Regions from separate parts of the Mus musculus genome. Here regions 1, 3 and 4 are each linked to region 2. The links are chromatin loops, found by intact Hi-C in ENCODE. Cell type or tissue: left cerebral cortex. All regions are shown on one strand. Region 1 has its middle 80 kb from the start of Gm40061. Region 2 has its middle 170 kb from the start of Arhgef26. Region 3 has its middle 95 kb from the start of Rap2b. Region 4 holds the start of Rap2b (RAP2B, member of RAS oncogene family).

Region 1 (8,000 bases), 700 kb after region 2:
TATTAGTTATAACAAGAATGTCTAAGCCAATATCCACATGATTATTTTTATCCAAAACTTGGTGTGGTGATTCTTGTGTATAATCCTACCACTTGTGAGGTTGAGGTGGGAGACTCAGGAATTCAAGGTCATAGAGGCCAGTCTGGGTTATATGAGATGCTGTCTCAAAAACAAAATAAAACAAAACAAACAAAAACAGGCCTATCTATTCACATGTTATTACTGGAAGAGATTACATGCATTATTATTGGAAGAATGGGACAAATTCACACTTTTTACTATGGTCAACACGTTTACAATCTTCCAGCCCCAGTAAATAGTAAACAAATGTAAAAACACTCCTTTTAAAGATGTTAACAGTACTCACTTTATAATTTTGATATGGATCAATAAATTCATTATACAATTAGGTACTTTTGGTACTTATTTGGTACTACTACTATTAAAAATATTATTTTTACAAAAATAAATTGGACCTTTTACAAACCTTATTATGAAAAGTATTCTGTCCTACCCATTCTCCTCCTCCATGAAGAGCAGTGTGAGGCTATCAATGGATGCCTTAAACTTCTTTAGGCTGTAGTAACAGCAAAAAACCTCCTCGCCTCAAGTCACCTGCTTACCAAAGTAGCCCACAAGTTAACTTCCAGACAAACAAAACCATTCAAGTAACCATTTTAAAATAAAAATTAGTACACTTATTATTTTTACATTCATATATATACTCAAAAATGATATTATTTATCTCTGAGTTTTTATTGAGATAAATAATTTAGGCTAAGATTATCATATGTAACATCCTTCCAAATAAATAGCAAGTGTCTGTGAAATAATTCAGTCCTGTCACTCTGTGAGTATTCCAATATTCTGGTGGAAATGAATCCTTGATACTCTGCTTTCCTGCTTCTATTCTTATACACTTGGAGCTTGAGTAGACGTAAAGCATTTACTTTAGCAGAAATTGTCAAGGTTCCTGTTGACAATGCAGAACTGCCCCCACTCCCAGTCTCCTCTGCTATCTTTTTGTTGGCAGCAGCAAACGCCAAGGCCACCAGCTTCCTTTGTACTTGTGTTCTCTAGCCTTCTACACCTTATCTCATTCTCAGTTGTTCCCTTTGAACTCAGTAGTATGAAACTGTTGCTTTATTTCTAAAGCTATCATGGAATAAGAAAACTGAGAGAGAGAAGACACAAAAGGAATGGATATTGCTGTTAAAGAATAAATAACAAGGTCTAGTAAAAAGTGAAGCACAAATATTAACTGTGGCCAATTCTTTTAGAAACTGATCAAATATATATCACTTTCAAAAAAAATTGTAAGGGAGTGTTATAAATTACTGCACTTATTTTCTGTATAAATACCTAAACTTGAAAGAATTCTAGTTTTAATAAAGTTAGATTTTTCTCACTTCCCTCTCAAAAATCACCCAAAACTCACAGAGAATAAAATATCAAATTCAAATTTCATGTTGATAAGTCAAGAAAATAAGAAAATTCCCAGTTGGTCTGAACAGAAAAGCACCAGAATCATGAAGGTCAGACAGGCAACCAATCCCCTAAAACATGGAATGGTTCCTGCAGCCCACGTTCTCAGAAAGATGATGGGGAATCACGGTCTTCCTCTTGTGGTGTTTTTTCTAAGTGACTTCAAAACAGACAACTACTGTCATGACATGAGAAAAAGGGCCTAGAGACCTTGTGGTGGGGACTTCACCATCATGTGGACAAGGTGGGCAGAAAGGGAATGGTAAGGGAACCTCTACTATCTCAGTATACTGAGAGGGTTATGACTCTGAATCCAGAGCTCTCACATGTTTCCAGGAGTGTTCCATCAGTAAGGTAGTGACAGCAGGGACCTTCTGCCTTCCTGGGAAACTACAAAGATACCCTCAATTCTAAACACTGTTGAAGAAAGTGCCTTCACAGGCTGCTGGGGCAATGTGACCCAAGCATGCTATTCTGAGTCAGAAGCTTCACAAGTGAAAGGGGAATTAATTGTAAAATGTGACTGTGCATGTTCTCGGGAAGCCTGGTTTCCCCACTTATAAAATGTTGAAAGACAAACTTCAACCAAGTAGGAGATGTCTGCAAACACCAGAGCTTACCTACAAGTGATATATAATGTTTATCTTTACTGGTAAGAACTTAGACCCCAAAAAAGTGGTGATAACAGTTAATGAAGAGAATCTAGATAGTTGTTGGGTTTTTGTTTGTTTTTGTTTTGTTTATTTTTTAAAGTGATAGTTGAAACCAAAAAACAAAAGATTGAAACTAATGGTGAAATGTGTTGATTCCCTCACATGTAAATAACATTTAAAATAATATCATGTATAGCTAATATCAGTTCAAATTAAAGGTCTATTATTAAGATGAAAAAGACATGTACATCTTTAGTAAAGTGACCAAGAAGGATACCAGTAATATTTATATTCAATTTACATTCAGAATGTACTGATTGTCAACAGTCTTCCATAATGGCTATAGAGTATGACATACAATCTTTACTGCATTCCACACACATCATTACAATTTCTGTTCAAGTATTCCAGTTGTTTAATCTCTGGAAATTATTCAACCATAGTTTATGTGATTATTAACATTATATATTTTAAAGCATACTTATACCGAAAATGTCACCCAGAGGAACTGCTTGTTATATTTCTTTTCAATTTTTTTTCTGATATTTTCCTCACAATTCTACTAAATCTATACCATACTCTAAAACATACCCAAGAATAAGGCATTTATCTGTCTGTACTGAGTATGTTAAACCTGACAGATGATGTAGTTTCTGGTCCACCCCAGAGGCTGCAGTCATCCTTCTTCCTCAAAATGGAATCAACAGCTACTGGTAAGATGGAGTCTCTTGGGGCACAGCCTGAAAAGCTATTTTTACAATATGGAGTAATTTAGAGTAGACTGTAGCCTCATATGAACAGATAGATAGTTTTAAAATTCATTTGATAAGATTTTTTTTTCCTCAGAAGTACTTTCCATCTTTTGAAACTTTTCCCCAATTAAATCATGAGTATTTTCTTCTACTTTCTTAGTTTAATGTTGTCAAACTAGCCAGGCAAGATAGCAAATATTTGTATTCCCAGCACTTGGGAGGCAGAGGGAAGCAGCTCACTGTGAGCTTGAGGCTAGCATGGCCTACATAGCAAGTTGTAGGCCAGCAAGAGTTACATAGAGTCTGCCTGAAAAAAAACAAAACCAAAATGCTATAGATATTTTTTTTGGATTTGTTTATTTTCTGTGTATGAGTGCTTTGCATGTATGTATGTATGTATGTTTGTATGTATCTATGCATTAAATACCCTGGAACTGGAGTTATGGAAAATTAAGAGCTGTCATTGGGTACTGAGACCTGAACATGGTTCACTGTAAGAGTAGCAATTGATCTTATCTCCTAAACCATCTTAGGTCTTATTTTAAATCTAAAATAAATTGAGTTATATTATCCCTAGTATTTTATTATGATAATGAGATTTGGAGTTTAATCTACACAAAACATTATCAAATTAGTTTAGAAAAAAAAATTACTTAGACTTCAACAAAATTTGATATATCCAAGCCAAAACAAAACAAAAGGCCTGGTAAGGAACAGTAAAAGCTGTATTTTAAGGTTAATCTCAGTTTTGTTTATGTTGTTTTTCTAGTAAAATCAATAGTACATTCCATGATCACATAAATAAGTTCTAGAAAGTAGAGAAGTAGTTGAACTATTTTTCACACTTTTGAAGATGAGAGACAGTCTTATTATTTTGTGAAAAATCTGGGAAGTCTTAAAGCTCACCTCCTAGTTGGTTGGAGAATCTTGGTGATAGAAACTTTTGAACCTAGAGTTATTACCAGGGTTATCTGCTTCAGCCACTTGCCTTTTCAAGTGTTATAATGTTGACACAGATAAAAGTTTGAGTCATATGTCTGACCAGGCCAAAAAAGTACTGTATGAGAAAAACTCTCCTTTCTTCCAGTCAAAACAGCCAAGTCAGTCACTGCAGACATCAAAGCAATGAAGATGAACACCTACACCTTTCTTGTTATATAACGAATTAGCAAAGTCCTAGGTTGATTATAATGGTTAAATTTGTTGGGGGACTTGGGCTGATTCCATTTTTCTGTTTTAATGATGTACTCCTTCAGTAAGGAGGACAAAACTGCAGCTATCTTGACAGTTCTACCACACTCAATCTCATGAGACTTTTCTGGGATATGTGGGAACTCTGGTAAGCTTAGCAGCAAAATGCTTTTAAAAAATGAAAATAGATTCTTTTCTCATAAGATATATCCTGATTATAGTTTCCCACCCCTGCCTTCATTCCAGATCTACTCCCTTTCTGTCTCTTGTTAAAAAAAGGATTCTAAGAGATAAAAACCAAACTGAAAATATAACAACCAAAATGAAATATAATAAGATGAAGCAGAAACTTTCATGTCAAAAGTGGCCACAACAATCCAACAGGAGGAAAAGAATCCCAAGAGCATTCAAAAGAGCCAGAGGCCCACTCATTCTCATAGACATGTGTCCAATAAAAATACTAAGCTAAATCTATAATATATCCACAAAGGACCTGGTACATCCATGTAGAGCCAGTGCTTGCTACTTCAGACTCTCTGTTCTCATATGTCTGCTTTGTTGATTCAAAGGGCCTTGTTCTTCTGGTATCCTCCATCCCCTCTGACTCCCAATTTTTCTACCTCCTTTTCTTCAGGACTTCCTGGGATCTGAGATTTGATGGAGATTGCATAATGTCTGCCTGTGGATCACTGTATTTGTTCCTATCTACTGCTAGAGATCATATAGTCATCTCTCTGATGATGACCAGATAAAACACTGGTCTATGAGTATAGCAGAAAACCATTAGGAGTCCTTTAATTGTTTGGCTTTACCCTAGGTCTCTGGGCTATCTAGTCTCTGGCTCTTGGTCACCTAAGCAATCTTGGATATGGGTTCCTTCTTCTGGAGTAGGCCTCAAGTCAAATCAGACTTTGGGTGGTGATTGCCACAAGTTCTGTACCACTGTTGCCCTAGCATATTATGCAGAAAGGATAGGTTGTAGGTCAAAGGTTTTGTGGCTAGGTTACTGTCCAAGTTTCTCTCTCAGTAGCCTGCAGAGTATCTTTTTACACCAAAGAGACTAGAACATAGGGGTGAAGGTGCCATGCAGGCATCAACTCAATTTTTCCATGCTCACTGAGTTGTGTGGATGTTGTCCTCAGCAATGGGTCCCCACTGTCAATTTACAAAGAGCAACCCTTTGTCTTGGCATCATCCTGGGCTGTTTGGGAATTTTCATGGCCCATGTTCCCCCTTGGCCAACAATTCAATTGAATGCCACTCAGTCCTCCAACTGAAAGCCTTACCTAGCTATAAGAGATGGACAGTTGAGACTTCATATTTCCCATTACAGAGAGTCCTCATTAGGATCACCTTTATAGACTCCAGGAACTTTCTACTGCACTGGGTTTTCACATAATCACTCAATTTCCCCTAATTCTAAACACCCACCCCCGTACTCTCTCCATCCACCCTATCTTGACCTGGTCCCTCCTACTCCTGTCCCTACCTGCCCTCATCCACCTGCAAAATCGATTTTAACTCCTCTCCCCAGAAAGATCTGTGCATCCCCCAGATCCATTCTTTACCTAACCCCTATAGGTAAAGCATTGTAGCTTGCTTATTAATTTATTGATTAATATCCACTTTTAAGTGAATAGATACCATATTTGTCCATCTGAGTCTATGTTACCTCACTCTGGATTTTTTTTTTTTTATCCATTTGTCTTCACATTTCATGATGTCATTTTTAACTGCTAGTACTACATTGTATAGATGTACCACATTTTCTTTATCCATTTTTCTGGTGAGGGACATCTAGGTTTTTTCCAATTTCTGGCTATTATGAATAAAGATACAATGAACGTTGTCGAGCAAGTGTTCTTGTGGTAAGATGGACTCCCCTTTAGGTATATGCCCAAGATTAGTATATCTTGGTCTTGAAATAGATCGATTCCCAACTTTCTGAGAAATCATACGGATTTCCAAAGTGGTTGTACAAGTTTGCACTCCCACCAGTGATGGAGGATGCTTCACATCCTGGCCAGCATGAGCTGCAATTTGTGGTTTGGGTCTTAGTCATTCTAACAGGGGTAAGACGGAATCTCCCAGACACAGAAAGACAAACAGGATCAATGCCTTGTTCAGATGTCATCAGAGCAGCTTCCTTGGGCAGCGGAATGGGATTGAATGAGAGAGCCACAGACAGGCATTTTACAAAGGGAGATTCCCGGACATTTTGTGTCGGGATTTTTTTTAGCTTTAACATTTTCTTTGATTGGCGTATCCAGTTCTTCTAGTGTACCTTCAGTGTCTAACATTCTCTCTTCCATTGCTTGTATTCTGTTGGTGAAGCTTACTTCTGTAGTTCCTGTTCAAATTCTGAATTCATTTCCAGAATTCCCTCAGTTTGAATTTTCTTTATGGCTTCCATTTCTACTTTCAGGTCTTAAGCTATTTTATTTGTTTCCTTCAACCATTTGTTTTTCTTTTTTTCCCTTGCATTTCTTTAAGGGATTTATTTTTTCCCACAATTGTTTGTATTTTCTTGGACATCTTTGAGTGATTTAGTAATTTCTTCCAATTGTTTGTATTTTCTCAGGTTTCTCTAATGGGTTTATCCATTTTCTCTTTAAGGACCCCTCTCATTTTCATATAGTTGGTTTTATGATCTTTTTCTTGTACTTAAGCTATGTTGGGATAATCAGGCCCTGCTGTAGTAATATCATTAACCTACCTCCTAGAAGATAGGTCTGCTCTAGTAGAGCCATATTGCCTAGGGTTTTTATTGATTATGTTCTTATGTTTGTGTCTAGACATCTGGTTTTGGGATGATGATAGGTCTAGGTGCTGATTTCTGGCTCTGTGTTTGTTGGGTGGGTGTTTTGTTCCATCTTTTTTGGTTTCTTCTCTGTAATTTTGAAGAGAGTGATGGCTGTGTGTTGCCTGTTTTCCTGGTCTGCTCATATGGTGTATTCATAGGGAATGCTTGCTAGTATTGAATGCTGGGATACAGTGATGAGTTCGGGAGGGAGGTTCCAAGGGATGTCTGTGGAATAGACAGCAGACATGGACAGGGGAGAGAGGAGCATCTGGCTGGTGATCTGTTGTAGCAGTAGGAACTAGACTAAGGCATTGTTTCTAGGAAATCAGAGAGAGAAGAGGACTGTGGACAGCCTACCTGGTTTTCTAGAAGAGCACAAAATACTTATATTTTTTAATTTCAAAAATCACAACACGGAAACGGAAAGTAGTTAGTTGAGAGGCTAGGTCAATGGCATAGTCTATTATTAGAATGCATGCGTTCTGTTCCTGCATGAAAGAACAAAGATTGAACAGAGAGACAAGGGAAGGAACTGTAATATTTAATAATTTGCCTATGCTCTTGAATAATCATGCTTTCAAGATTGATACTTTTAGTAGTCATAGGGTAATAACTAACATTTTAGAAAAACCTGGTCAATGTACATGTATAAAGCATAACATTCATAATAAAGGCATATGAATAGATTTCAAATTGACAACCAGGAAAAAAACAGAATATGCTTTCAAAATCTTTTATAGTAAAATTCTTATAATATGAGATACAGGAGATTTGCACAAAATAACCCTGTTCATGAATAAGATCCAGGGCTTTCAAGCACGTCAGTGAATAAAAGAAACATCTTTACTCTTCATCTTTGTAATTTTTCTGTGTTCTTCACATAAATCTACATGTGATTATAATGGAGTCAAACTACATATTTACAAAAAGGTAGATGAAAACTAGTGTAATATAAATAAGGGCTATAGACTCTAGGCACTCTGGTTTTATTTTGATATTGTGGTTTAGCTTTAGCTACAGTGTTACAGTAGAGAACACCAAGTCCCTGGTTGAAGGATTTCTTTGTTTTAACACTGCATATGAATTACTTTGCATGGATAAACAACCACCTGAAAG
Region 2 (8,000 bases):
ATCCCTGTTCCTTGTTGGTTACAGCATTGGACAAGCTAACTAGAGCAGTCAGTGCTAGAGGCTTTGCCCTGGTGGTATTGATGTGGAAGATCTGTCAGCCTGACCAGTTTAGCTACCACCCCAGTTCTTGATCCAGGGTGTTGAGTTGGTTCATCCAAACCTAAAAACCTACATTTATGAACTGCTGAAGATCCAAAGCTCCACAATCTCCATGACACAGGGAAACACCAGGATATTTGAAGGGAGTCCCAGCGAGGATCTGTATTGAAAGTGTAGCAGAGGCCAGAGGCCTCAAACCACACCAATGACTCTCTGCAAAGAATATTTGCAAGTAAATTTGAGTGGACAAAAAGGTTTACTGTGGAACATAGTGTGACACACCACAGCTTCCATTTTTATGTTTTATTTATTTTTTATATTTTATTTTTGTTTTTATTTTCTTTTGTGGGGCAGTTGCAAGGGCAGAGGGTGGATAGGAAGCGGCATGGAGATGAGTGGGATTTGGGTGTATGATGAGAAACTCACAAATCGTCAATAAGAGTTAATAAAAAAGTAACTTTTGTAGCAACCCAACATGGGTTTAGAATTCATGGATCTTGTCTTTGCGCATGGGCCAGTGGCTTGTATCCTAGCTGCCCCCACCTATATATAGCACTGTCTGAAGTCTCCAGAATAGCAGAGTTTGGGGAAATAGTTCAGTATCTAGAGTCTTGCCTAGCATGCAGGGAGCTGAAGGCTGGCTCCTCAGCACCGAGACACTGGGCCTGGGAGCACACATCTTCAATACAAGGGTGCAGAGTGAGGGTGGAAAGATCAGAAGCTCTGGGCTGAGTTGGTCTAACACACACACAAGAATCTTAAAGAAAAACAAGAACAACAAGAAAACTGAAAAACTCAATTTATGCTTTGGGAAAAATTAACTCAAATGATTACTAATTTAAATCTTGCAGGGGATATCTCAAAATTCAAATAGAATATAAACAAATGTTTTCTACTACTAGGTTTTCCGTTTTTGTTTTTTGTTTTTTATTTTTTTTATTGGTTTTTTGAGACATGGTTTCTCTGTGTAGCCCTGGCTGTCCTGGAACTCACTCTGTAGACCAGGCTGGCCTCGAACTCAGACATTCGCCTGCCTCTGCCTCCTGAGTTCTGGGATTAAAGGCATGCGCCACCATGCCTGGCAGTTTTTCCAGTTTCTTATTAATCAACATGTTTTATTTTAGATTTAAATTTTAAATTGTCAAACTTCAATGGGCTTTAATCCTATTCTAAAACTAAAAAGTATTTTTATTCTTTTTAAAGAACTTAATTTCTTTGTGAAAATGTAAATGTAACTGAGATTAATGATTGTAAACAAATGCAAAATTTTCCTTTAAAACAGAAACCAGTAATAGGCAGATTAGCTCTGGAAACATATTCAAGTAGTTTATGGCCTAGAGGAATATTTTATGTAAATTATCTCAATTGCCTTTGGGTAAGAAGTAAAATTGGGCAATTTAAAGTTTCCCACAGGATGGTTTTGGAAAATCTTTCATAATGTAATTTATAGACTCCAGTAAGTGTGGAGATGGTTGATAAAATAAAGTGAGCTGATGTTGTGCTTACAACTCATGCAAGCTTCCTCTCAGTGAGGGTTTGGGGATTCCAAACTTCTGGGGTGTAAAATTGTTTAAATAACGATGTAAAGCTACGTTGTGCATTATTCTTGCCAAAACCAACGTATGGAACATTCAAACTGCATCGTGCATCTGGTCCATCACCTCTTAAAGTGACAGGTAGCCTTTTCAACTTCAGCCACAGAATCTGATTAGAGACATACATATATGGAAAGAAAACAAAACTGGCTGTGTATGATTGACAGGAATATTGCTGGGACAGTGGAACAAAATAACTAGAACAGACAGCGTTTAAAAATTAACTTATTAGTTTATGTGTGGGAGAGAGAGAGGAGAGAGACAGAGAGAGAGAGAGAGAGAGAGAGAGAGAGAGAGAATTTATCTGGGAGGGGGATGTAGAGGACATAGGTGGTCAGTGGTCAGTTCCTTCATTCTGCCTTTTGACACAAGGTCTCTCTTGTTTCTGCTGCTCTGCCTTGTACTATAGCTGGTCTGAAAGCTGTGAGTTTCTGGTGGATTCTTTTCTTCCTACCTCCCACCTTCTCATAGGTGTGCTGGAATTACAGTTGCATATGTGTGACACAGAATTGGCTTTTTCTGTGGGTTACAGGGACTGAGCGTAGGTCATAAGGCTTGTGTGAAAAGTGCTTTATACACTGAGCCATCATCCTCTGTGTCTTGAGAGAAAGGTTTTGACCCTGGCCCTGTCAACAGTGCTGGGAGACACTTGGCCTCTCTGAAGAAGATCAACTTACAGTGTTAACCTCTCTTACAGTAGTAAATGTACATAGGCTTGAAAACTGCAAGTTATAAGACTAAATCAAGTTTTGAAGTTGAGTCACATCAAACTGCCATGTTCACAGGTGCAGGTGTCAACAGAGGCCTTTGTTCTGTACATTTAAATTTTAAACTGGCCATCCAAAGTACATATTCTCCTGACCTTGATTTTCCAGTATTACCTTTGAGGCTCCTTCCAGGATGTCCCGAGTAAATTAGTGACCAAATAATGGGCTTGGCAGCTAAAGGGGTGGTTTTGCAGCATAGAGGCTCCATAGCTGATCTGGGTGGTCCTGGGGCGACAAAACCTTCTCTGTATTTGTCACCAGAGGAACTCACTGCACTGTGTCAGGCTCTATTTCCACAACCTTAAGAATTAGAGCGTCTTTTGGCACAGTCTGAGACAACAGGAATGTTCTGCTATGTCCTCAAGTAAATTGCAGAAATGACATCTCCAGGGAGGACAATTGAATTATTGCCTCCCCCTCCTCGATTTCCTTACCTTCATATACTATGACTTATGGACATTTGGAAATTATGTCTTTACTTTTCATGAATGGATAAAACTTGACATGGAAGTTTGTATAACTGAAGTAACTAACTGGTGAGATTTTTAGAGTTAAGTATACAAACACTTAAATAATAAACTAAGGGTGTTTTCTCATGTTGATCCTGGGACATGACTAAAGCCGGTGTGGATTTCTAGATTTCTGTTTGACAAGGCTATATCCTGACATAGTCTTAAAAAAATAGACTTAGACATTGCCTAAAACTAGTACACATGATTTGTCTAATTTATATGCTCAAAAATATCATATCAGAAAATAACATATCAGAAACCCAGTTGATCTGATGAGAGGAGCTTTTTTGTATTTGGTTACTTGTTCCCACAAGCTTTCTAGTGCTTGAACTGACCACACTGTGGCACTCTAGTAACTTCTAACTGAGGATGCTTCAACCTGCTGGAGATACTATGTAAGTCGGACACTTCTAGTGCGTTCTTTCTGACAACGTCTTTACCCAAGAGTTCCCGTGTGTAGCTGTGGAGATTCAGGGAACAGTTGTGCATGATCCACAGACACCATCTCTGTGGAATAAATGCAAATGGTTACTAAGCACTTGGATATTTGAGAAATGTATGGAACAAAGCTGGTTCAGGGATTCTGCTTAAGTGTCTGCCAGGAAATCTGTTTCCAATACAGGAAGAGATCCTACTCTAGGAATTTTGATGGGTGACATTTCCTGAAGTGGGATGTGGGCTCAAAGTAATAGTGTTTTTATGACCTACAGCTTGAAGATCACCAACTCCAGGGAGAACTGTAAGAATCTGGGAGAGTCAATCCACTGGCCCAGCACAGCAGGGAATGAAGGCTCTCTGTTTACTGATGTTTTAACATTTTGTTACAAAACCCAAAATAAAAACATTTATAAGCATAAAGCATACTGATTCTAATTTAGTAATGATTTAAACTTGAAATTTAGCCTTGTGACTGACTAGTAGCAGTCAACACGGCTTGTTCCTGATACTGTTTCCTTAGTTACCCATCTTCCCTCTTCTTACTCTTCTTTTCTTTTGGGGCATAAAGAAAAGAAACATTGGGGGAAAAAGAGAAACATGAAGAAAGAATTGAGACTACAATAGTCAGGATATTTGTTTTCCTATGTCATTTTTTTTCCTCCACTCATGAAACGAAAAAGAATGAATTGGCTAGTATTTGCATGGAGAATTACTGGCTGTTTCCCCAAACATTATATTTAGAGGAGAAAATACTTATGCAGGAATTGTAAACAAACAGTGATAACCCAGAAATAAAATAGACATGTAGCATTTTCATACTTGAACATAAAGAGATTGGATTAGGAAGACTGACTTGCTTGCTCACACCACTAAGGGTTCTATGACTTTAACAGTTGACTTACATACGGACCCTGCATCTACTGCAGGGTTCCTGTGAAGCTCTGATCTGCTCTGTAGGTTCTAACACATTTGGGCTGTATTTCTATAATCCAATTGTCTTAGTCAATTCTATTCCTGCACCAACATCATGATCAAGAAGCAAGTTGGGGAGGAAAGGGTTTATTCAGCTTACACTTCCATGCTGCTGTTCATCACCAAAGGAAGTCAGGACTGGAGCTCAAGCAGGTCAGGGAGCAGGAGTTGGTGCAGAGGCCATGGAGGGATGTTCTTTACTGGCTTGCCTCACCTGGCTTGCTCAGCCTGCTCTCTTATAGAACCCAAGACTACCAGCCCAGAGATGGTCCCACCCACAAGGGGCCTTTCCCCCTTGGTCACTAATTGAGAAAATGCCTTATAGTTGGATCTCATGGAGGCATTTCCTCAACTGAAGCTCCTCTGTGATAACTCCAGCTGTGTCAAGTTGATACAGAACTAGCCAGTACACCAATCTTTAAAGCTTTGCATAACACACTTGGCATTTTCACGTGTTTCACTATTGCCCACCATGGAATATTCTCATTATACCATCTTGCACCTCCAAGCCTCTTTGCTTTATTTCTGGACTCCCCACTTTAATATTACCTCTTTTTGTCATACAGACTTTGGAGTCTTGTCTCTTAACTTAATTCTGACTTGCCTCCCTATGATGTTTTATTTTGTCTGGCTGTACATGGTGCAGTTCCCTGGCATCTACTGGAGGCCCTTTAGCTTTCTTAATATCATGTTTTCCTTCACAAGCCTAATGCTCAAGCTTTCTATTTCTCTCAACAGAGTCATTCAAAGCATAGAACCACCAATGTCAGGTTAACTTGAATGAAATTCATCCACTGCTAACTAACCCTCTACTTCTGAAAGCTACTTAATGCACTCATGGCTGTCATCTACTGCAGAGCATCTACAACTAATGCCTCCTTCACGGTGATCACATGACTTATAAGAAGATGAACCCTAATGTGTATACTAATCATAGTAGCGTATACTTTAGCTGCATGACATTAGCTTCTCCCTCTACCCCCTCAAAGGTCATTGCTAGAGAAGGCATATCTAAGATACTCTAATTCTTATTGCCTAGCAATATGTTAGAAATGTTAAGCATTTTCAAGTTACCTTTATTTTAATCAGTATTTCTGGTGAACACCAAAAATAAACTTTAACCTTCTCTTCTTCCTCATCCCCTGACCCTCCTCCTTTCTTCCTTTTATTCCCTTCCTTTTTTCTTCTTCACTTTCTCTACACTTCTTTTTCTCCATCTTTTACTTTCTTTCTTGACAAAGTGGAATGTGGCATAACTTTAGAGGAACTTTTATGTATACCCTCTGTGTCTAGCATCACAGTCGTGGTGCAAGCCACTTTCTTCATCCCAGATACCTGCTCATCTGTGTATTCCTCTCATCACTCTCGTGGATGTGGTTACTATTGTTCAGATGTAGACTGTACAGGGACATGGGCTCACCTGGCAGGTCTTCTGCTTTACTTTGTTCAACACTTTGTGAGATTCTTCCACATTGTGGGTAGTGGTGGTTGTTTTGAATTGGTATCCTGTATTCCACTAAACACATACAATGCATTCGTTTTGTTCTGCTTTTCCATTACAGAAAGAAGCTATCAATATGTCCTTAGTTCCTTTGGTGCTGATATGTAACTCTGTGATATATATATATATATATATATATATATATATATATATATATATCTTCCACTTTCCTAGAATTTCTTGAAGGTACCACTGGCCTTTTGCCACAATTGCTTTCAGCTGCAATTCATATGACTCATTGTCAGCCTTTTCTGGTTGTAATGAGTTCAGGGAGCTCTTGTGACTTATAATGACCTGTCCTCAACAATGACTGGTCTGCTGGCAATTATTCCTGCCAGCCTAACCTCACCCATGAGGGCTCTGGAACCACTACAACCTTTCAGGTTTGCATCTGGCATACTTTTCTTTCTTCTTGATGCTTCTTTTGTTAGTCATTACTAGTCCCAACTGACCCAATCACTTTTTGTCCTCTAGACTATAGAATAGACATCAGCAGGGACAAGCTTTGCAGTAAACAAATCACAATTCAGAAAGGCTTGCAAGCTGTAATTATGTATGCTGTGATTCATTAGTTTATATAGAATCTTTTAAAATAGAGAAAGATTCAACCTTAATACTGACTTAAACCAGTTGTTTGTATGCATGTTGTATTATGTAAACACAAGCACATATATACATTCATGTTTATTTATATGTCTGAATAGCATTATAATATTTATTAAAAATATATGCCATGATTAGCTTCAATATTCCTCTCTTTCTGCTGGTTATTTTGATTTTTATCTCAAAAACTACTTAGATCTTCTCTGTGCACAGATACTTTTAAAAATATACCTCTATACTATATCTTTTTTTCTTTTTAAAATTTAGCTATCTCAAAATTTAAAAAAATGTTCATTATATCCATATTCCTCATTCCCTGATTCATTGAAAAAGATTTTCACCCTTTGCCTGTTCACTTAATCATCATCCCTGAAGACAACACTCTGCTCTCTCTCATTGTTGTCTTCTTAATGTCGTTACTTTCCCCAAGAGCATTTGGCCCTCTTCTTACTTGTGCATATACTTCCTTTTGCTCACCTTTCCTTACTTTTTTTTTTTTTTTGGTTGTTGTTGTTCTAATTTTTCTACTTTCTATAGTTTTAGAAGTTTCTCTATCCTTAACATTTTGTTACATCTTTTTTTCAGACCCTATATTTTCCCTCTTAAAAGTTGGTTTGGGGAGCAGGAGGAGGGGAAGTGGATAGAGAATTTTTTTGGGGGAGGGCAAACTAGGAAAGGGGATAACATTTGAAATGTAAGTAAGAAAATATCTAATAAAAAATGACTTCATTGGCTTCTGGCTCCCACCTGTGCAGGCCAGGAGCAGAACTGGATCCCACAGAGCCCACACCTCAGTTGCAGCTCAATCTCCTAGATATTCAGACACTTAGAACTTCACAGGTGAGATCTTAAATCCTGCCCTGAGGCCATGAGTACCCGGACCCCTGTGACCCAGGGAAGCAGATTCTTGCCTAGCTGGAGACTCAGAAACCTTCTGGTTCCCACCTGTGCCCACTAGGAGCAGAGACCTGGTCCCACACAGCACACACACCAGTGACAGTCCGACTCCCCAGTTACAGCTTGACTCCCCAGGATCACAGAATCACAGGAAGACAAGCTCCAGTCAGAGACAGGGAGGCCAGATAAAACCAGAGATAACCAGATGTTGTGAGGCAAGCATAAGAACATAAGCAATAGAAACCAATTCGACTTGGCAATGTCAGAACCCAGTTCTCCCACCACAGCAAGTCCTGGATACCCAAACACAACCTTGAAACAAGATTCAGATCTAAATTCTCATTTCATGAAGATGCTAGAAGACTTTAAGAAGAACATAAACAACTCTCTTAAAGAAATTCAGAACACAAATAAATAGGTAGAGGCGCTTAAAGAGGAAAAAATCCCTTAAAGAAATGCAGGACAACACAAACAGGTAAAGGAATTGAACAACACTGTCCAGAATTGAAAAATGGAGGTAGAGTCATTAAAAAAAAAATCCACTTATTAGTGAGTACATATTGTGTGAGTTCCTTTGTGATTGGGTTACCTCACTCAGGATGATACCCTCCAGGTC
Region 3 (8,000 bases), 900 kb after region 2:
CAGTGCGCAGAGAGGCAGTGCGCAGACTCATTCATTCCCCGAGAGGAACAAAGGAAAATACAACAGGCATTTCCAGTCTTTGAAGGAGCCGAGGGTGGGCGTGTCCACGCTCCGGTAGAATATGTGCAGATTAAATATGGAATTAATGCTAATTTTACCTTGGTGCAGTTAGACAGGCTTGCCGGCATGGCACTAACTCCTGCCGACTGGCAAATGATTGCAAAAGCCGCTCTCCCTAATATGGGCAAATATTTGGAATGGAGATCTCTGTGGCGAGAGGCTGCACAGGCGCAGGACCGAGCAAACGCTGCTGCTTTAACTCCAGAGCAGAGAGATTGGACTTTTGACTTGTTAACGGGTCAGAGAGCTTATTCTGCTAAACCTGATAAGAGGTATCAATGGAAGGTCTTACCACAGGGAATGTCCAATAGTCCTACAATGTGCCAGCTTTATATGCAAGAAGCTCTTTTGCCAGTGAGGGAACAATTCCCCTCTTTAATTTTGCTCCTTTACATGGATGACATCCTCCTGTGCCATAAAGACCTTACCATGCTACAAAAGGCATATCCTTTTCTACTTAAAACTTTAAGTCAGTGGGGTTTACAGATAGCCACAGAAAAGGTCCAAATTTCTGATACAGGACAATTCTTGGGCTCTGTGGTGTCCCCAGATAAGATTGTGCCCCAAAAGGTAGAGATAAGAAGAGATCACCTCCATACCTTAAATGATTTTCAAAAGCTGTTGGGAGATATTAATTGGCTCAGACCTTTTTTAAAGATTCCTTCCGCTGAGTTAAGGCCTTTGTTTAGTATTTTAGAAGGAGATCCTCATATCTCCTCCCCTAGGACTCTTACTCTAGCTGCTAACCAGGCCTTACAAAAAGTGGAAAAGGCCTTACAGAATGCACAATTACAACGTATTGAGGATTCGCAGCCTTTCAGTTTGTGTGTCTTTAAGACAGCACAATTGCCAACTGCAGTTTTGTGGCAGAATGGGCCATTGTTGTGGATCCATCCAAACGTATCCCCAGCTAAAATAATAGATTGGTATCCTGATGCAATTGCACAGCTTGCCCTTAAAGGTCTAAAAGCAGCAATCACCCACTTTGGGCAAAGTCCATATCTTTTAATTGTACCTTATACCGCTGCACAGGTTCAAACCTTGGCAGCCACATCTAATGATTGGGCAGTTTTAGTTACCTCCTTTTCAGGAAAAATAGATAACCATTATCCAAAACATCCAATCTTACAGTTTGCCCAAAATCAATCTGTTGTGTTTCCACAAATAACAGTAAGAAACCCACTTAAAAATGGGATTGTGGTATATACTGATGGATCAAAAACTGGCATAGGTGCCTATGTGGCTAATGGTAAAGTGGTATCCAAACAGTATAATGAAAATTCACCTCAAGTGGTAGAATGTTTAGTGGTCTTAGAAGTTTTAAAAACCTTTTTAAAACCCCTTAATATTGTGTCAGATTCCTATTATGTGGTTAATGCAGTAAATCTTTTAGAAGTGGCTGGAGTGATTAAGCCTTCCAGTAGAGTTGCCAATATTTTTCAGCAGATACAATTAGTTTTGTTATCTAGAAGATCTCCTGTTTATATTACTCATGTTAGAGCCCATTCAGGCCTACCTGGCCCCATGGCTCTGGGAAATGATTTGGCAGATAAGGCCACTAAAGTGGTGGCTGCTGCCCTATCATCCCCGGTAGAGGCTGCAAGAAATTTTCATAACAATTTTCATGTGACGGCTGAAACATTACGCAGTCGTTTCTCCTTGACAAGAAAAGAAGCCCGTGACATTGTTACTCAATGTCAAAGCTGCTGTGAGTTCTTGCCAGTTCCTCATGTGGGAATTAACCCACGCGGTATTCGACCTCTACAGGTCTGGCAAATGGATGTTACACATGTTTCTTCCTTTGGAAAACTTCAATATCTCCATGTGTCCATTGACACATGTTCTGGCATCATGTTTGCTTCTCCGTTAACCGGAGAAAAAGCCTCACATGTGATTCAACATTGTCTTGAGGCATGGAGTGCTTGGGGGAAACCCAGACTCCTTAAGACTGATAATGGACCAGCTTATACGTCTCAAAAATTCCAACAGTTCTGCCGTCAGATGGACGTAACCCACCTGACTGGACTTCCATACAACCCTCAAGGACAGGGTATTGTTGAGCGTGCGCATCGCACCCTCAAAGCCTATCTTATAAAACAGAAGAGGGGAACTTTTGAGGAGACTGTACCCCGAGCACCAAGAGTGTCTGTGTCTATGGCACTCTTTACACTCAATTTTTTAAATATTGATGTTCATGGCCATACTGCGGCTGAACGTCATTGTACAGAGCCAGATAGGCCCAATGAGATGGTTAAATGGAAAAATGTCCTTGATAATAAATGGTATGGCCCGGATCCTATCTTGGTAAGATCCAGGGGAGCTGTCTGTGTTTTCCCACAGAATGAAGACAACCCATTTTGGGTACCAGAAAGACTCACCCGAAAAATCCAGACTGACCAAGGAAATACTAATGTCCCTCGTCTTGGTGATGTCCAGGGCGTCAATAATAAAGAGAGAGCAGCGTTGGGGGATAATGTCGACATTTCCACTCCCAATGACGGTGATGTATAATGCTCAAGTATTCTCCTGCTTTTTTACCACTAACTAGGAACTGGGTTTGGCCTTAATTCAGACAGCCTTGGCTCTGTCTGGACAGGTCCAGATGACTGACACCATTAACACTTTGTCAGCCTCAGTGACTACAGTCATAGATAAACAGGCCTCAGCTAATGTCAAGATACAGAGAGGTCTCATGCTGGTTAATCAACTCATAGATCTTGTCCAGATACAACTAGATGTATTATGACAAATAACTCAGCTGGGATGTGAACAAAAGTTTCCGGGATTGTGTGTTATTTCCATTCAGTATGTTAAATTTACTAGGACAGCTAATTTGTCAAAAAGTCTTTTTCAGTATATGTTACAGAATTGGATGGCTGAATTTGAACAGATCCTTCGGGAATTGAGACTTCAGGTCAACTCCACGCGCTTGGACCTGTCCCTGACCAAAGGATTACCCAATTGGATCTCCTCAGCATTTTCTTTCTTTAAAAAATGGGTGGGATTAATATTATTTGGAGATACACTTTGCTGTGGATTAGTGTTGCTTCTTTGATTGGTCTGTAAGCTTAAGGCCTAAACTAGGAGAGACAAGGTGGTTATTGCCCAGGCGCTTGCAGGACTAGAACATGGAGCTCCCCCTGATATATGGTTATCTATGCTTAGGCAATAGGTCGCTGGCCACTCAGCTCTTATATCCCACGAGGCTAGTCTCATTGCACGGGATAGAGTGAGTGTGCTTCAGCAGCCCGAGAGAGTTGCAAGGCTAAGCACTGCAATGGAAAGGCTCTGCGGCATATATGAGCCTATTCTAGGGAGACATGTCATCTTTCATGAAGGTTCAGTGTCCTAGTTCCCTTCCCCCAGGCAAAACGACACGGGAGCAGGTCAGGGTTGCTCTGGGTAAAAGCCTGTGAGCCTAAGAGCTAATCCTGTACATGGCTCCTTTACCTACACACTGGGGATTTGACCTCTATCTCCACTCTCATTAATATGGGTGGCCTATTTGCTCTTATTAAAAGGATAGGGGGAGATGTTGGGAGCCGCGCCCACATTCGCCGTTACAAGATGGCGCTGACAGCTGTGTTCTAAGTGGTAAACAAATAATCTGCGCATGTGCCAAGGGTATCTTATGACTACTTGTGCTCTGCCTTCCCCGTGACGTCAACTCGGCCGATGGGCTGCAGCCAATCAGGGAGTGACACGTCCGAGGCGAAGGAGAATGCTCCTTAAGAGGGACGGGGTTTCGTTCTCTCTCTCTCTTGCTTTTTCGCTCTCTTGCTTTTCTCTCTCTCTTGCTTCTCTCTCTTGCTTTTTCGCTCTCTTGCTTCTCGCTCTCTCTTGCTTCTTGCTCTCTTGCTTCTTGCACTCTGTTCCTGAAGATGTAAGAATAAAGCTTTGCCGCAGAAGATTCTGGTCTGTGGTGTTCTTCCTGGCCGGTCGTGAGAACGCGTCTAATAACACTTCCATAGTGAGAGAAATGATGACTCATGAGAGCCAGCACAGAACTTGGTTCTCTAGATTTTCATCATCATGTTATGAGCACCTAGAGGAGATAAAAATGTGAAACTCCGAAGTAGCAAGCTGGAAGGCAGGAGTGCAGCCAGGGGGCTTTTCAGGATACACTTTGACAGCAAGTTGAGACAGATGCTAAACAGGGAAGGTAGGAATGACATTTGCCAAGTATCTCTCCAGAGGGTGGAGTGAGTCAAGTGTTTTTAAGGAGGCAGTGCTGAGCAGAGTGTCTGTCTGACTAAGAAAAGGCCAGGATGAGTAACTTTTGTTATATAACACAAAGGGACAGGAGCCTTACTGTACAGGAATGTCTGGAATGTCTTTTGTACAAAGCTATAATGGATCTGAAAGAATTAAATTTTAAGATGCATTTTAAGAGGCCAGTGTCAAAGGAAGATATATTTGCTTGGTTTTTGTTTTGTCTTGGTTTTTTTTCTTTTTCCTAATAACAAATGAAATCTACCATGGGATAGTTTTCATAGATTCTTTGGGTGCCACCTAGTGGTGCAAGGGAGGAGAGCAACTGGAAATAACTGAAAAATGAAAACAAATTCTAGTTCCTATGTAGGGAAAAATTGTGTGGTGCAAAGCTGATTTTGAGGGAAAAACCATTAATGCGCACTGGTACAAACCAGGTATTTTGGAGACGCTAGGGGGCTTTGAACTCTAACCTTTCCTTGATTGCCACTGCAGACTGTGCAAGCTTGAGATGAACCTATGACAAACAACACACACAGATGGCAGAAGGAGCATGAGCTTGCAGAGACTATCTGCGCTTTATAGATACAGCGTATCTATTTGCATTTCACAAATGCAGTCCTGGCCTCTCCCAGTAATTATAAACAGTATCAAAATCCTGTTAGATGTTCTCTGCAGAGTTTGAAATGGGTATCAAGAAATTCAAGATATTCGGACTCTATAGCTAGTATAATTCACTCTATCACACTTTTTTTAATAAAAATTGTATGCTTACAATAAAAGAGGAGAAATATCACCCTCTCTGATGAGCTATGTGTGTTATTTGTAAGTTAATTCTTGATATCTATATAGGGAAAGCCTCTGAATCCTAGAGGGTTAATAGTTGCAAAGCCCACCCAAGGTTTTCAACTTTAATGTCCATGACAAACTGGCAGGTGTTTATGCTCCCCTTTGCTGATTCATTGTGTTCTAACTGAGGGGCAAGTCCCTTAAGGTTCTTCATGTCCTGTTATCCCTTTGTCAGCATTATTGGGGTCAGAATAGTTGGCTTAGGTTGGATGTCCATTTGTTACCAATAACAGTGAGAAGAGGGATTTGAAAGCTGATTTTTGCCCTGAATACACAGGAGCCTTGGACGAAATGTTCCTTTCTCTGCTCATTAAAGTCAACTTAGGAATATGTAACTGTTGACTAGGAACACTTACAGTAAAGTCTGTGACTATGCAGTAAATGTATAGACACAGTGAATGACAAGGTGTCATTACTTATAACACTGATCCAGCCAGCCAACCAGAAACTGACCTGTCTTCAATTTATTATCATATGCATAATAAAGCCTCTCCTTTTAAAATTCTTTGAAAATATTTTCCTGTTGTTGTCAATTAACTTCAGAATAGGCCACACAACACTATTATTTTCTTTGGCATCATTTCTTAATGGGAATTTCAAAAGGTAACCATTTTCTTTATCTTTTTATTTTCATATGCTAATTAATAATTAATATTGTTTTTCTCATTGTTGTGACAAACATAACTGAGAGAAGGACTTATTTTAGCCCACAGCTTGGCGGTCATAGTCCATCAAAGCAAGAAAAATATAGGGGTGAGAATTTGAGGCATCTGATTATGTTTTACCCAAACTAAGGAAGCAGAGGAGGATGAATACTAATGTATAGATGGCTCTCTATTGTGTCCCTCTGTGTTTAGTCTAGGACATGCACATGCACGGTACCACACAATTTTAGTGTAGGAGGCATATCCCTCCTTAGTTAAACCCCTCTGGGACATTTCTGGCCCCTGCATCCCCAAATACACACATGTGATTGTACACATACACACACGAGTGCACACACACATGAGCGCGCACACACACACGCATACACATACAGAGAGAAAGACAGAGACAGAGACAGAAAGAGAGAGATGGACAGAGTCAGAGAGACAGAGAGATAGAGAAATACACACACAGTGGTAGGTCTCTCAGGTAATTCCAAATATAGAAAAATCTTTTTTTTTCTTTTCTCTTTATTAGATATTTTCTTTATTTACATTTCAAATGCTACCCTGAAAGTTCCATATACCCTCCCCCTGTCCTGCTCCCCTATCCACCCATTCCCACTTCTTTTTTTTTTTCCATTTTTTATTAGGTATTTCGCTCATTTACATTTGCAATGCTATACCAAAAGTCCCCCATAGCCACCCACCACCTCTCCCCTACACACCCACTCCCCTTTTATGGCCCTGGCATTCCCCTGTACTGGGGCATATAAAGTTTGCGTGTCCAATGGGCCTCTCTTTCCAGTGATGGCCGACTAGGCCATCTTTTGATGCATATGCAGCTAGAGTCAAGAGCTCCGGGGTACTGGTTAGTTCATAATGTTGTTCCACCTATAGGGTTGCAGATCCCTTTAGCTTCTTTGGTACTTTCTCTAGCTCCTTCATTGGGGGCCATGTGATCCATCCAATAGCCGACTGTGAGCATCCACTTCTATGTTTGCTAGGCCCAGGCATACTCTGACAAGAGACAGCTATATCAGGGTCCTTTCAGCATAATCTTGCTAGTGTATGCAATGGTGTCAGCATTTGGAAGCTGATTATGGGATGGATCCCCGGATATGCTAGTGTCTACATGGTCCATCCTTTTATCTCAGCTCCAAACTTTGTCTCTGAAACTCCTTCCAAGGGTGTTTTGTTCCCACTTCTAAGGAGGGGCATAGTGTTCACACTTCAGTCTTCATTTTTCTTGAGTTTCATGTGTTTAGGAAATTGTATCTTATATCTTGGGTATCTTAGGTTTTGGGCTAATATCCACTTATCAGTGAGTACATATTGTGTGAGTTCCTTTGTGAATGTGTTACCTCACTCAGGATGATGCCCTCCAGGTCCATCCATTTGGCTAGGAATTTCATAAATTCATTCTTTTTAATAGCTGAGTAGTACTCCATTGTGTAGATGTACCACATTTTCTGTATCCATTCCTCTGTTGAGGGGCATCTGGGTTCCTTCCAGCTTCTGGCTATTATAAATAAGGCTGCTATGAACATAGTGGAGCATGTGTCCTTCTTACCAGTTGGGGCATCTTCTGGATATATGCCCAGGAGAGGTATTGCTGGATCCTCCGGTAGTACTATATCCAGTTTTCTGAGGAACCGCCAGACTGATTTCCATAGTGGTTGTACAAGCCTGCAATCCCACCAACAATGGAGGAGTGTTCCTCTTTCTCCACATCCACGCCAGCATCTGCTGTCACCTGAATTTTTGATCTTAGCCATTCTGACTGGTGTGAGGTGGAATCTCAGGGTTGTTTTGATTTGCATTTCCCTGATGATTAAGGATGTTGAGCATTTTTTCAGGTGCTTCTCTGCCATTCGGTATTCCTCAGGTGAGAATTCTTTGTTCAGTTCTGAGCCCCATTTTTTAATGGGGTTATTTGATTTTCTGAAGTCCACCTTCTTGAGTTCTTTATATATGTTGGATATTAGTCCCCTATCTGATTTAGGATAGGTAAAGATCCTTTCCCAATCTGTTAGTGGTCTTTTTGTCTTATTGACGGTGTCTTTTGCCTTGCAGAAACTTTGGAGTTTCATTAGGTCCCATTTGTCAATTCTCGATCTTACAGAGCAAGCCATTGCTGTTCTGTTCAGGAATTTTTCCCCTGTACCCATATCT
Region 4 (8,000 bases), 810 kb after region 2:
TTCAAGACTTATGGACTTAACATTGAAAAAAAAAGCTAAAATTAATGAAGCAATTCACGGAATAACAGGTCCTATTCATCCTGGCTCTTTCAGGAAGATGCTTAAAGTAGTTTTGGGGAAAGCAGAACAGCAGATTCTGGGACATGGTGGGAATTCACAGGTTGGCACCGGCTGGAACAGCTGAGTTTGAAGGCACTCTGCAGACACAGGGGTGCTGGGCGCCCTGAATCACATTTACGAAGTCTTTGTATTGTATTTTTAAAAGCTAGTCAGCAAAATCTGTCACTGCCAACCACAAAAAAAAAAAAAAAAAAAAAAAAAAGCTATACTTACACTCATACACACACACACACACAATAGCACACACAAAAAATGTGCAGATTTGTAACATTTTTCACAGCTGATTAAAAAAAAATACTACCATTCTCCCCCCAGACTCCCCTTTGATACAGTAGGTAATCAAAATAGATTTTTTTTCCCCACAAATATCAGCAGACACTTCCTGGCACCCCACACTGTATTGGCATCAGTGTTAAACAGTCCCAGTTCACATGTGCAATACTTCAGATTGGATACACTGTAACAAGAACCCAACTTTGCATAGACATCCTCAGAATCGTAATCAGTCCCTGGGTTGCCCTTCCAAGCTGGCAGAAAAGGAACCCCTGGTCTTAATTTCTAAATAATCCTGGAAAACAAGGAAAAAAAGTTTCGTCCCCTCTTCTGGCTCCTTCATATGATTTTCTTGGACCTCTTTCCTTGTGTTAAAACTTGGAACTATGAACAGTTGCTCAGGGGAACCCTCCCCCACTGCCTCCTTCCCCTTCACTTCCTCTGCTTCGCCACCCCCATTTTTTTTTTTTCAGGTTTGAAACTTTTGCTTGCCGGTGTCAAGCAGCCAATACAGAGCCTTAATGGCTATTTAAACGGGGAAATATGCATGAACCAAAATCAACGAGGAACGTACACGCTGTATAGAGCCATTTTTCCACCGGGGTCTCAGATGCTCTGCAACGTACACCCTCTCAGACCCTGGCTGAAGGCTGGGGATGCTGGCTACACAAGTCAGCCAGGTTCCTCGGACATCCCAGCCAAGACAACAAAGTCGTCTCCAATCTCAAAGCAAGAAGACAATCACATTAAGAGAATCGGGTGCGTTTGGCTTTGTGCACAGAGCGTGGCCAGCGCCCGGCGGCAGACGGCGCCTCACAGGATCACGCAGGCCGAGCAGCAGCCCTCGTCGCCGTTGGGCTGTGCCGCGTAGTTCATCTGCCTCACGATCTCTGCGAATAGCTCATCCACTGAGGCTTTGTTTTTGGCCGATGTCTCCATGAAGGGGCAGCTCCACTCCTCGGCCAGGGCCTTACCCTCGCCATAGGAGACCTCACGTTCACCCTCCAAGTCCACCTTGTTGCCTACCAGGATCATGGGTACGCGCTCGTACCGCTTCACGCGGATGATCTGGTCCCGCATGGGCTTGATGTCCTGGAAGCTCTGCTGGTTGACCAGGCTGTAGACGAGAATGAAGCCCTGGCCATTCTTGATGTACAGGTCCCGCATTGAGGCGAACTGCTCCGTGCCCGCGGTGTCCAAGATCTCCAGCACCGACGGCGACGAGTCCACCTCGATCTCCTTGCGGTAAAAGTCCTCGATGGTCGGGTCGTACTTCTCGATGAAGGAACCTGTTACGAACTGCACGGTGAGCGCGGACTTGCCCACGCCGCCCGAGCCCAGTACCACCACTTTGTACTCTCTCATGGCTCCGTCGGCGCCCTCGTCGCGCCTGCCGCGGCCCCGTCGGGGCTGCGCGCCGGGGAAGGCTGGGCTGGGCGGACGGGTGGACTTCTCCCCTTCCTCAACTTCGCAGGAAAAACCCCGGCGAGACTAGCCCGGTAGCACGGGCTCGCCAACAGACTAGCAGAGCCCCGCGCCAGGCCGACCGGCAGCGGGGGCGCGTCCCTAGGGCGCGGGTCCCGGGCCCCGCAGCAGCCCTGTCGGAGGACCCTGAGGACAATGCGCGCAGCCGGAGCAAGACAACGGCTGGAGCTCTTCGCCCCGGCAGCCTGGGAGGGCCGGGAGGAGGTGGCGGCTGGTTGCAGAGGCGGCTGCTAATTGGGCGTCCGGCTGAGACACGCGTGGCATGAGTCCCCGCGGAACGTGCGTCCAGCTCCGCGACCCATCACTCTCTCTCCTCTGTCTCCCGCAGCCTCCGCTGGGCGAGGGCTTCCTACTCGCCGCGCGCAGCCCAGCCCTCCCCGCCCAGCCGAGCATGCCCAGTACGTCGCCCGCGGTGCCCCGCCCGAACTCCGCTCCAGCTTTTCCGCCGCATCGGGAGGGGGCGTGACAGAGGGTGTGGCAAACAGGGGCTGGGCGGGGCAGGGCGGGGCGGCGCGAATCTTGGAACTGGGCAGTCTTGCTTGTGTGTGCTTGTAAGTGGAAAGCTCGCCAAACCGAAGTCACCTCGGTCGGGGCTGTGCGGCTGCCGGCCTCCTATGGGGACAGCAGGCAGCAGCTGGCTGCGACCTCTTCGTCGGCTTGCGCTGTTAAAGGATAGACACTTGTCCCCGAACTCAGGCTGCTGCGCGCCTCTCAGGATCGTACACTTGCAGGGCATTTTTCAGGCCCCGGAAGGTAGCAGAGGTTCGTGCTCCCACTTGGCCCGGTGTTCCTCAGTTTCCCACGAAGAACTCGACCTGAGTCCCTGTCCGGACAAGGAGTTAGGGCTGGGAATCTGTGGAGAGCTGCAGCCTTCAGGGCAAGAGTTGCGGGGTCATCCTACGTCTCCCCCCTCCCCAACACCCCTTTGGTTAGAGCCAAAATATGGCTTGTGGATCGAGCCCCGTGGCTCCCGCACCGAGTCAGGGCATGCTCAGTCGGAGGAGCAGGTTTGGGGCTTGCAAGTAGGAAGGTTTCGCACCGCACACCCACACGCCAGCTCAAATTACCTCTCCCAGACTCCCAACTCATTGGCCCCAGGATGTGAGTCTCACACCCCCAAATGTTTTTCCATTGGCTGTTGCTGAGGTTTTGTCGCTTTAGACAGCTTCATTGGCTGCAAAGTCGCCTCCGCTCAGGATTGGTTATTTATAGAGATTGAGTGGAGAGGCGGAGGCCCAGCTGTTCCTTCTCCACTGCTCCCCGCCCCCTTCCACCCACTGCCCGGGCCTGTGCATCTGAAGCTGAGAGGGGAAAAGAAGGAATTTAGGTGGAGTGCTCCAAACTAAATATAGTCCTTTGTTGGTGTTCAGGAGGGAGTCTGACTTCTTTAAGCCCAGTCACGACCGTCCCTTAAAGAGAGCAACTAGAGCTCATTGCTGCTCCCCGTCTTTAAGAAACCCTGAAGTTCCTAACTTGATCTTAGCAGGAAGAAGGCTGGGATGAGCAATGAGCCACCGCAAGTTCGTGGCATCAGGGGAGGTGGGGCTGCCCGGGCTTGCCTCTTCCCAAAGCTCTGTTTGGTGGGGAGGGCAGTCTCAAGACTTGGCTCCGCTCAGTTGCACGGCGATGTGAGGTGACGCCTGGACTTGTCCCGAGTCTCTCTAGATCCTTGCTAGGAGAGATGTCGAGACCTGTCTGTGTACTGCACTGGCAGCGGGAGCCCGGGGGCACAGAGGGGTGGGGATCGGCTTTGTGTCGAGTCAACCAGGGTTAAGTAGCCAGGCTTGCTATCCCCCTGCCACTAGCCTCTGCTTTAAACGTCCTCACGGAAGGAAGAACCGAGCAGTGTTGCTTTTGGTTCCAAGTCACAGCGGTACTTAGGGCTCCATTTGGGAGTGAACCTGCTCCAGATTCTTGGCTGCGGCCCCGAGTGTCCACAGCCGCAAGTACCTGCCAGCAGAGCCAGGCAGAACCTCAGTATAATCCTGTGCCTTACTAAGGTGAAGTGCTTTCTCTCTGCCTTGGCTCTGCCTTTTAGTGGAGGAAGGGTTTTCATGGTCGACTACTGACTGCTTCGATATAATTATGCTTATATAATTCTTCAGAGAATTATCTCTGAAGCAAAACTTTAATATAGCCGGCTAGAACCCTGCCAACATTCTGCCAGTGTTTAATGCCTGCCAAGTGTTTTGCATGCACTATCTCAATTACCCCTTATAATAATAATTACTTATATGCCCATTTTAAAGATGAAGAAACTGAGGCTCCCAGGTGTTCAATAGCTTGCCTAAGAGTGGCAGAGCCAGGATTACAACCTAGGTGTTTGATTGTATAGCACTCAAAGGGCTAGTGTGCTTTCCCACAAAATTATCCCCAGCTTTTCTTCTCATGTAGAATTTCGTAATATAATCAGAGATGGACCCTCTGCTATGACCGTGCTTTGCACTCTTCTTGTGGAGATGACATCTCTCTGGAAGGCGCTTCCTCATCTACATTATGGCTCCAAGGGATGGAGACTCTGAAATATTTTTCTGTGTGGTGCCAAGCCCACCTCCAGGATCTTTTGGGGGACTCCCAACTCACCCATCTCCAGTTAATAATTCTTTGTTGGGCTGTGTGCTTTATTGAGGTGCTGTGGGCTCACAAAGGTGTGTTTCTTAGTAACATGAAAGAAAATGCTTCCAGCTTATATGTGTAGTCTGTCATTTCAAACTTTGGACCTCGCTCAGTGACGGCTTGGGTCATTGAACGAGTCCAGGGAGCTTCCTAACCTTAGTTTGTCTATCTATAAAATAGTGATTATGAAATTGGCCCTGCCCGCAGGACAGTACTAGGTACCTTGAACAGCAGTGCCCTCTCTTTACAGCAGAAAGGTGAGCAGAGTCAGAGCCTTGGTGTTCTGGCTGCTCTCTGCAGCAGTTTGGTGCATTCCAGGGAGATAATAATGACCAGACAGTGGATAGATAGTAACACCCATTAAAGCCATTGTGCACGAGGTATTTATCAACTACTACCCTGCCTGAGCAACGGGACAGCCCCATCTAGAAGAGATATCCATGTAGACAAGTAGACCATACTACCGAAGCTTGATGGCTTTTTCTTTCTTTTTTATTTTTTTAAGATGTATTTATTATTATATGTAAGTACACTGTAACTGTCTTCAGACACCAGAAGAAGGCTTCTTCAACAACAGAAAAAAAAAAAAAGTTGCCATTTGAAAACATTCTATTTGGCATTTTTTTAGTAGCAGTTTTTAAACTATATCCCAATTATTTCCCTCAAATAAGATATACACAGGGAATTATGATTTAATATGAAGCCACGGCCCAAAAATTTTAGGAGGGGTGCCAGAGACTGAACCATTGTTTACTGTGATAATTAAGTGGCATACCATTGAACTATGTACTCAGCAATGTATGTGTATGTATGTGTTGAGAGTAGCTAGGCTAACAGGCCTGGATTGCTTAACTTAGCTTAAAGCATACATATTTTAAAGTTAATCACTTCCTTATATCATAGTTTTGTTTGTTTTGATTTTTTAATGAGTCATTATCTGCCCCATGGTATAAGGATTTATAGAACTAAGTCTGATTACCCTAACCACCATGTAAAACGTTAGAAGGCATTACCACACCTGGTTTATCTTAGAGCCTCCAATGGTTCATGATATTTATTATGATAAGAGACCCTCAATAAATATCCATCAGTACATAGGTAAATTGTTGCTCTTATGAGCTCTATCTGTGGTAGAAGGTTTTGATAATCCTTGATAAGCCATAGCAACTCCTTGGTCCAAAGAATATATATATATAGTTATATATCCTAATGGCCAAGTCTCTGAGTCCTGAAAATGCTGGAGAAATGACAACCAAGAAACCACACTGTCTTGAGTGACTACATAGAAATAATGCTGCCCTCAAGAGAGGCATTCAAGCTTCAGAGGGCAAATGCCCTCTGTGAAGAAGACACTGTCTTCTGATAATGTGAAAAGGAAAACAGCCTAAAGGAATTCACATAAGGGCAGCCTAGCTTTAAACAGATGCCCATACTTGATCTCCCCATTCACAGGACAGTTGCTAGGTCCCTTGCGAGATGTAGCTCTGGGCCTGCAAGGAAAGCAGGGATGCTACAAGGTGATGCTAAAGCTCTCAAGCAGAAAACTGCTCAGTTACACAGCCCATCTGTACAAAGGAGCTGATTTAACTGTGTCTGTAGATCTCCCAGAGCTAACTGCAGGTACACAAATCATTCTAAACTCTCCTCATTTAGAAAATCCCCAGAGTAAGTTGGTAGTGATGACGAAATTTTAAAGTAGAAGACTAATGAATTTGCAGAGTTCTCAAATGGTCCATCTCAAAGTCATTGAACTTCTGATCCTAGGACCACCTCGCTGCTTGAGGGTTTTAGCAAAGATACTTTGATAATAACCAACCGGAAGCTTCTCTGAAAATATTTTCTAATTTAAGCAGTCATTGATTCATAGGGTTGGTGGTACGCTTTGGATGGTCAACATATTTCGCATTACTTCATAGACCGATTTGAGCAGCCATTGAAAGAACAAGCATTGGCCAGTCTTGATGAGCTCTTGAAATCTTTGTTATCTTAAACCATCAGGAATAGCTTAGAATTATGACCAAGGTGAAAAGAGTCCTGCTCTGTCTTATTTCTGCAGTGACTACGCCTGTCTGGGTTTACTTGTACGTTGATCTTGTATTATTATTATTATTATTATTATTATTATTTCAATTATTCTTAAAAATAATGTGCATGAAATAATTTTAAATTAAATATCCTCTGTACAAAATGTACACACACAATATTAGGAAAATAATTTCAATGATTATCTCATTTGTCTCTTTTTATCAATCTGGTATTGCACATTATGCTCAGCAAATAAATTAATATACCTGTTAATATTGGGAATAAAATCTATTCATCTTAATAAAGAAGTTGTCCTGGACTGAGATGTCCTGAGGCTGGATGAGTATCATGATTCAGTAGATTTGGACCCATCCTGTTATATGCCCGTTTTGAATGGCTTGGCATATGTTAATTCTTTCAGTCAGTTTTAGAAAACAAGGTCAAAGTCCCTTCTCTCTCTCTTTTCTTTAAAGATTTAAAGATTTATTTTATTTATATGAATACACTGTAGCTGTCCAGAAGATTGTGAGCCTTCATGTGGCTGTGGGGGAATTGGGACCTCTGCTCACTCTGGTCATCCCTGGTCCCTTAGGCCCAAAAATGTATTTATTATTATTCATAAGTACACTGTAGTTGTCTTCAGACACACCAGAAGAGGACATCAGATCTCATTACGGGTGGTTGTGAACCACCATGTGGTTGCTGGGATTTGAACTCAGGACCTTCAGAAGAGCAGTCGGTGCTCTTAACCGCTGAGCCATCTCTCCAGCCCTGAAGTCCCTTCTCTTCACTTGATCTTAGCCAAAAGGCCGAGAAGCGATTGAAGTCCCTTCTCTTAAAGGTAAATTATCTGACCTTTTGTTTTGGGTCATCTGCCAGAGTCCCTTATCTATGGGGAAGACCCGTGCTCCTCTTGCTATTGGGTCTCAGATCTGCCAGAGACTTCATCTATGGGAAAGACCTGTGCTCCTCCTGCAGCACAACTTTATTTGGTGAAGGTACAAAGGAAGCTCGTGGAAGGAAGCATTTAGAGAGATTTAGTTGATCTAGGTTTTCTTGGTTTGAAAGAGCCACCTCAAACCCCCGTCTGTTTAAGATTCCTCTCCTCAGAATGTTCTGTTCCAGAGAACCAAATATAGAAATAGGAGAAATTGCTTAGCTCCATTACAAAGAATTTGTCTCTCTTTCTTTTCCCTCACAAACCACTGGATGAAAGGAGCCCCCATTTCTCCCTGCAGGGATGCCTGCACACCACTTCCCGACACAGTTGAAGCCTATCAGCCCTCTGCAGTGGTGACTCCTCCAACTCCTTCAGCCTGTGGTTCAGAGGGAGACAATGAGGGCCTGTGCAAAGGAACGGAAGTTGCACTTGTAAATCATCACCAGCAGTGGGGTCTGCTTTATAGAATCTGCCTAATGGGGACTCTGTTTTACTGGGAATTACATAATCGAGCAGAAAGTAGTATAAAAAAAGATTTGCG

Evidence for each region. A loop is a pair of places that touch in the nucleus more often than their neighbours do. Peaks named below come from ENCODE experiments on the same cell type or tissue, not always from the same donor. Only the 100,000 strongest peaks of a DNase experiment are listed, where the experiment ranks them.
Region 1: a loop joins it to region 2, with 2.6 times the contacts of the local background. A loop is called at or near these places in 4 of 42 quality-filtered maps.
Region 3: a loop joins it to region 2, with 4 times the contacts of the local background. A loop is called at or near these places in 3 of 42 quality-filtered maps.
Region 4: a loop joins it to region 2, with 5 times the contacts of the local background. A loop is called at or near these places in 5 of 42 quality-filtered maps.

The regions. Positions count from the first base shown.
Region 1 is chr3:61,468,255-61,476,254 of GRCm38, reverse strand. No RefSeq gene overlaps it. Among named protein-coding and RNA genes, the nearest start is that of Gm40061, 80 kb to the right of the region's middle. In left cerebral cortex, no CTCF peak of the experiment used is centred here; a DNase peak (open chromatin) is centred at 4,207.
Region 2 is chr3:62,166,188-62,174,187 of GRCm38, reverse strand. No RefSeq gene overlaps it. Among named protein-coding and RNA genes, the nearest start is that of Arhgef26, 170 kb to the left of the region's middle. In left cerebral cortex, a CTCF peak has its summit at 3,312; a DNase peak (open chromatin) is centred at 3,346.
Region 3 is chr3:61,265,477-61,273,476 of GRCm38, reverse strand. No RefSeq gene overlaps it. Among named protein-coding and RNA genes, the nearest start is that of Rap2b, 95 kb to the left of the region's middle. In left cerebral cortex, CTCF peaks have their summits at 4,430 and 4,632 (motif pointing left); DNase peaks (open chromatin) are centred at 4,288 and 4,611; H3K27ac peaks cover 815 bases.
Region 4 is chr3:61,358,815-61,366,814 of GRCm38, reverse strand. It overlaps Rap2b (RAP2B, member of RAS oncogene family), which reads right to left and starts at 2,308. Exons shown (of 1, transcript NM_028712.4): 1 at 1-2,308. The coding sequence starts at 1,758. The coding sequence ends at 1,207. In left cerebral cortex, no CTCF peak of the experiment used is centred here; DNase peaks (open chromatin) are centred at 2,291, 3,000, 3,750, 7,740 and 4 more places; H3K4me3 peaks cover 4,015 bases; H3K27ac peaks cover 3,807 bases.